Regions from separate parts of the Homo sapiens genome. Here region 2 is linked to region 1. Evidence: chromatin loops called from intact Hi-C (ENCODE). Cell type or tissue: OCI-LY7. All regions are shown on one strand. Links, peaks and the distances in the headings refer to the core of each region. The heading gives the core; the rest is flanking DNA.

Region 1 (2,922 bases), core at 115-2,614:
ACAATGCCATGGATCTTAGTATCTTGTGAAGAGACACTTGTGGTTTCTTGTTAGTTGTAACAGCAAGTCATGTTCCCCTTCTGAGACTTAGTGTCCCCATCTGCTAACTACAGGGACTCAGCCTAATGATTTGTTGGGTCCCTTTGTGCTCTAAGAGTCTGTGGAGCAGTACAGCCTATTATTTAAGATCCTTACTTTGGAGATAGAACCGAATTCAAATCCTGGCTCTGCGATGTAAAACCTGTTCAATTTTGATCAGGTTATAAGTTCAAGTTTCCCACGTGTAAAATGGAGATTATATTCATTCATAGGCTTTTTATGATGATTAAATGAAATAATATGTAAGAAAACACCTTGTGAAGTGGCTGGCACCTAATCACTCAGTGAAGGATACTGGCTACTATGACCCTGCATGTGATTCCCACGGGGTTGCTTTCAAAGCATATTATTTCATGTAAAGATTGCAACTGTGGGAGGTCAGTTGGGTGGCTATTGTCATCTTTATTTTTATCAATGAGAAAATTGAAGCTGAGAGAAGTCAAGTGACTTCCCTTTGGTTTCAGAGTTGGTGTGTGATAGAGCCAGGGCCTCTCCCGATACCGTGGGAGAAATAAGAGGTACATCAATCAGACATTCATTGAAGAGACAGAGACGGTTGTATGCACTTAGCCAGCAGGGAAGACCTTTTAATCAGTCATTTATGTATGAAAATTCTCTAGAGATAAAAAGAGAGGGTGTTGTAAGAGTCTGATGATTAGGCCAGGAAAAATAAAAAACTTTCTGCCTCTTAGATAATGACGCAGGCTTGTATTTTTGTTCTTTTGTTCCACTGTCCTGCAAAGTGGCCGTATCTGATTCTGCTAACGTCATTGCATAGATCAGACTCTGTTTCTCATCGGCCTCTCTGATCATAGTCCCTGAGATCTGAGTCTTTACTGTTCGCCTCTGATATTCACCACTATTCTATCAGTGTCTGTTTTGGGGCTCTGGTTCTGTCTTAAAATGTCATTGAAATTCTTTTTCTTTATTAAGAATTTATTTTTTATTCTTTTGCTTTATATTCCCTATACATTTCCATTGCAGAAGCATTGAAAAATACTGTCATGTGTAAAGAAGAAAACACTAATCTTACAGATGATCACTTTCTACATTTCATTCTAGATTTCTTTCTACGAGCATATACATACAACAATTTTACTTAATTATTATCCTATTTGTGTTGTTCTATAACCTGCTTTTAGCCCTTATTTTAATACGAGTATTTCTTCATGTTATTACAATGATTTAAAAACAAGCTTTTAATTGTTGCTTGTGTACTTCCATTGTATGGATGTACCAAAATTTATTTAACCCGTTTCCTACTGTCGAACACTAAAGATTCTTTCCAATATTTCACTTTGATAAATAATACTTGATGTAAACTTTCTGCCTGTAAAGTTTTGCTACGTGTCTGCTTGTTTCCTTACTGATAGTATTTTGCCTGCGAGGGCAGCAGGATGAGTACTTCGAGGATTAATCCCTGCCAAGGCAGCTGAGCAACAGGAAGGTCTCTGCAGGGCCCTCGCGCTGCCAGTAGGTGTCACCTTCGCCTCATGATTTCTCTTAATTTTTTTTTTTTCAGGATCCTTTTTGAAGGCCAAGAACAGAATAAATTTGTGAGTCAATAAGATTCAGCTTCAAATATTAAAAGTCTCTTACAAGGGATACAAATTGGCAGTGCCTGAGGGCTGTGGGCCTGGTGATTTTGCTTTTTGTGTTGGGTTGATTTCTTCCAGCCCAGCAGTGTTTGCTGCTGAGCTGATTCTGAGAAAAAGCAGTCAATCTGGACTGCTGGCAAAACTCCATTCTCTCAGGTTCTCTAGGAAACACACACACACACACACACACACACACACACACACACACACACACACGTGTAAAAAAAGCTACTGCGTACTGAGGGCTTTCTCAAAGCATCTGGTAATAAAAAATTCACAGCAATTTTAAAAGACAGTTATTATCAACACTCTTTTCTAGATAAGGGGATTAAGGCTCAGAGATGCTCAATGCTAAGGTGCCAATGGCTTAAGGCAGTATTCAGACCTGGGTACATTGATCAGTGAAGCCTGTGATTTTAACAATTTTCCTATGTTTGTTAAAAATGCTGATTCTGGCAGGGCACGGTAGCTAACACCTGTAATCCCAGAACTTTGGAAGGCCAAGGCGGGAGGATTGCTGAGCTCAGGAGTTCCAGACCAGCCTGGACAACATGGTAAACCCCATCTCTACCAAAAATGCAAAAAGTTAGCTGGGCATGATGGCGCATGCCTGTGGTCCCAGCTACTTGGGAGGCTGAGGTGAAAGGATCGCTTGAGCCCGGGAAACAGAGGTTGCAGTGAGCTGTGATTGCACCACTGCACTCCAGCCTGGGTGACAGAGTGAGATCCTCTCTCAATTAAAAAAAAAAAAAAAAAAAACCAATTCTGAGGCCCCACCCCAGGCCTGTTGGACCAGAATATCTCAGCATGAGACCCTAGAATTTCCATTTAAATGGTCATCTTGGGAGATTTGTATGTGCACTAAACAGAGGTACTCATTTCATTTGTTCTGCAACCAGCTGAACCAACCAGAAATCATGAGAGGCTGGGAGAGGCTGGGTAGACCTTGGGTGGTCTGAGTCTTTAAGTCACTTGTCCAGTTTCCATTTTAGGTCAGCAGCAAAGGTCTTGAAATAAATTATCTAGAACTGGCTTTGAGAGAGCATGCGATATGCTTTGAAATAAAGGGTTTTGTGGCCTCAGTAACCACTCTTTCTTTGGCTAAAAAAAGATTCTTTGAAACCCTTTTCACTCCTTAGCAGAGCAGCAGTGTGGCTTAGGGAATAGGCCTGTGCTTTAAAGTCAGACAGGCCTGAGTTTGAACTCTAGCTCTGCTACTTACCAT
Region 2 (2,922 bases), core at 108-2,607, 130 kb after region 1:
GTTTTGAATTGTTGCTGCTTATATACTGGAATACGATGGCTTAAAAATATCGTCCGTGTACCTTACTAAACTTATTTATTAGTTCTAGTAATTATTTTGTGGATTCCCTGAGATTTCCTACATAAATAATTCTATTGCCTGTAAATATTATTTTACTTTCTTATTGATCTTTATTCTTATTATTTCTTTCCCATCTTTTTCATTTTACTTCCCTCTCCCTCTTTTAAAAAATATTACAGTGGTTTAGACTCCCAGTATAATATTGAACAGAAGCAGTGAAAGCAGGTCCCCTTGAATTGTTACCAATCTTAGGGTGCCAATGTCAAGTATGATGTTAGCTGTAGGTTTTGCATGGATGACTATTGTCAATTTGAGAAAATTTCCAAATATTTTTAGTTTGCTGAGAGTTTTAAAAAAAAATCACAAATGAGTGCTAAATTTTGTCAAATGTCTTTTCCCCATCTATTAAAATGATAATATGAATATTCTCCTTTGATCTGTTAATGAGTGAATTATATTTGATTGGTGTTCAAATGCTAAAACCAACATTAGTTCCTTGGAATAAATTCTACACAGTTATGATGTATTGTCTGTATATTGTTAAACACAGTGTAATAATATTTTGTTAAGGATTCTTGAATCTACCTTTCCCCTTACTTTCCTTCTATATTTTTGTTTTTGAGAGGTTTTAGTTTATTCAGTGGGAGGGATGCCCTGGAATGGGCCTTTGGTGCTACATACTGGAAGCAAAATGTGTACTTTTTTAAAAAAGTAAAATATTTAAAAATGATTCTGTAGGTAAATGTGGGTTGCTTATTGGCCAATGTTGCCAGCTAATTCCCTTAAATATTGAGGGAGAATAAACTTTTTACAAAATGTAATATAAAATTCTTCATTTATATGTCTAGTAGGATTCCAGTAGGACCATCCACTTCCCTTTATAAGTGTTTAGAACAAAAGACTTGTGCAGTCAGATTGTAATATGCTTTAGGAAGGTAGACGTTTTTGTTGCTAGTTCATTATTTTATGACTAAGGAATTTTGAGATATATAAACTCTTCAACTTCCCAATTTGGGCTGTATTCTTATAAGGTATCAATTCCAGATTAGCACAGAAACTTCGTCTGCAATGAAAATTTGCTAAGCAAGTTGAAGTTCATTCAGTGCTAGCATGCTTGAGGAATTATGAAACATCAGACTGTGTTGCTACTGGAGATGGGGGTGGGGTTGTCTGAAGATTTTACTTAAGGTTAAATGAAGTTTTTGGACTTTCAGATAATTATTCGAATCAGAGATAAAGATATCAGCTAGAGAACCTTGTGTGCCTCCTTGTACACTGTTGAAAGAGAAGTCTGAAGAAATGTGAGCGTTTCGGCTAAGGTGCCAAAGCCTAGTCAAGGAAATCAGGAAGTGTAGGGGAAAATGCATGGACTTTTGAATCAGATGAATGTGGATGGTATTACTGGGCTTTATCCCTTACAGGCCATGTTTTCGTTTTGGAGACTTCAACTTTTGAGCCTCAGTGTTCTTAATATCTACTTACAAAGATCTCTGTGAAAATTAAATAAAAATATATGGAAAGCCCTTTGCATATAGTAGCAATGAAATAGATGCTAATTCCTTTTTTTATAGGTCAGTATTTAAAATATTGAAACAGTATATTCACCGTTTTTTGAAAATTACTTTTAAAAAGCCAGATTTTTTTTGACAGATCATTTTTCTTCTATGTATGTTGTTATTTAAGCAGCATTCTTAGTCTCTCTCTCTCTAGACTGGAAGCTCCAGGAAGACAACAAACTTGTTTATCCGGCTTATGGTTGTATTCCCAGATATTAGCAGAGAAATTGGTACATCATAAGCAATGATGTTTATTCCCTGAGTGATGAAATGTTGTTTGCAAGTCGTTCCTATACAACTGTTGGTCTCTGGAAAGCTTCTTAATTGCTTATTTTTCCCCAAGAGAGTCCAAGATACCAGAGTGCATTGCAGTCAGCAAAGGCTACAAAAATGAAAAAACACACAGATGGCCAGAGGTGGTCCAACTCATTCTTCTTTACTCCAAAAAAATAACTCCCCAAATAGAATATTTTCGAAATTTAGGGATAGGGATATTTTGCCTTGTGGGGTGGCTAATAGTTAAGCCAAAAAAAAAAAAAAAGTCTTGGTTATGAATGTTGTGGCTATCAGCTTTTTTTTTATTTGCTTGACAAAGAATTCCTTTCTTTACTATAAATTTCTTGACTGTTTAACATTATAAGAATACCTGATGTACAATACAATTAAAGCTAAAGCCCCTTCTGAAAAGTTGATAGCTATTGAGATTCTGACTATTTAAAACATTCAAAAGAGGCTTTAAGTGATCACATGTAAATTAGATCTCTACAGAGGTGACACGAGAATAAAAAACTGCTTATGTACAGTGATTGAAACCCAGCAGTCTCCTTTGAGAGGCACAGAGAGATGATGATGGTGGTTAGTGTAGCTAGCTGGTTTCTTGACTAGCATGTTAAGCCAATTAATAAAGGTACACCTGGCATCTGAGTATTTTCCTTCCAATTTTTTTCTTTCGAGAACAAGTATGTTTAAGAAAGCTAGAAAGAAAGAAAAAAAAAGGGAAAGAAAAAGCAAGGCAGCTCATTTTATTTTATTTTTTTCATGATTTGTTCTTAAAGTTTTCTTTTTAGAAAATAAATGCAAGAATGTTTTTGGAACCATCTGAAAAATGTGTGTTTCTATTTCCAGTAGGACTTGAACCAGGACTGAGATAATTTTAAGTTTAACTGACAGCTCTTAAGCAGAAATGCTAAACCTTCAAATCCTCAGTCCTCTCTGCAACTGGAGTTTTCTTTAAGATTGTCAAATAAATATGTTTGGGGAAGATGGTAATTAAGTGTGAACAGATGGTTGTTTTTAGCTGAGATAT

The links. Hi-C counts contacts between places; a loop is a spot of excess contacts. Peaks named below come from ENCODE experiments on the same cell type or tissue, not always from the same donor. Only the 100,000 strongest peaks of a DNase experiment are listed, where the experiment ranks them.
Region 2: it touches region 1 in a loop (3-fold over the local background); 5 of 110 quality-filtered maps call a loop at or near these places.

The regions. Positions count from the first base shown.
Region 1 is chr2:37,394,505-37,397,426 of GRCh38, forward strand. No RefSeq gene overlaps it. Among named protein-coding and RNA genes, the nearest start is that of QPCT, 51 kb to the left of the region's middle. In OCI-LY7, for the core only: a CTCF peak has its summit at 1,583 (motif pointing right); a DNase peak (open chromatin) is centred at 1,557.
Region 2 is chr2:37,520,907-37,523,828 of GRCh38, forward strand. No RefSeq gene overlaps it. Among named protein-coding and RNA genes, the nearest start is that of LINC03063, 40 kb to the right of the region's middle. In OCI-LY7, for the core only: no CTCF peak of the experiment used is centred there; no DNase peak of the experiment used is centred there.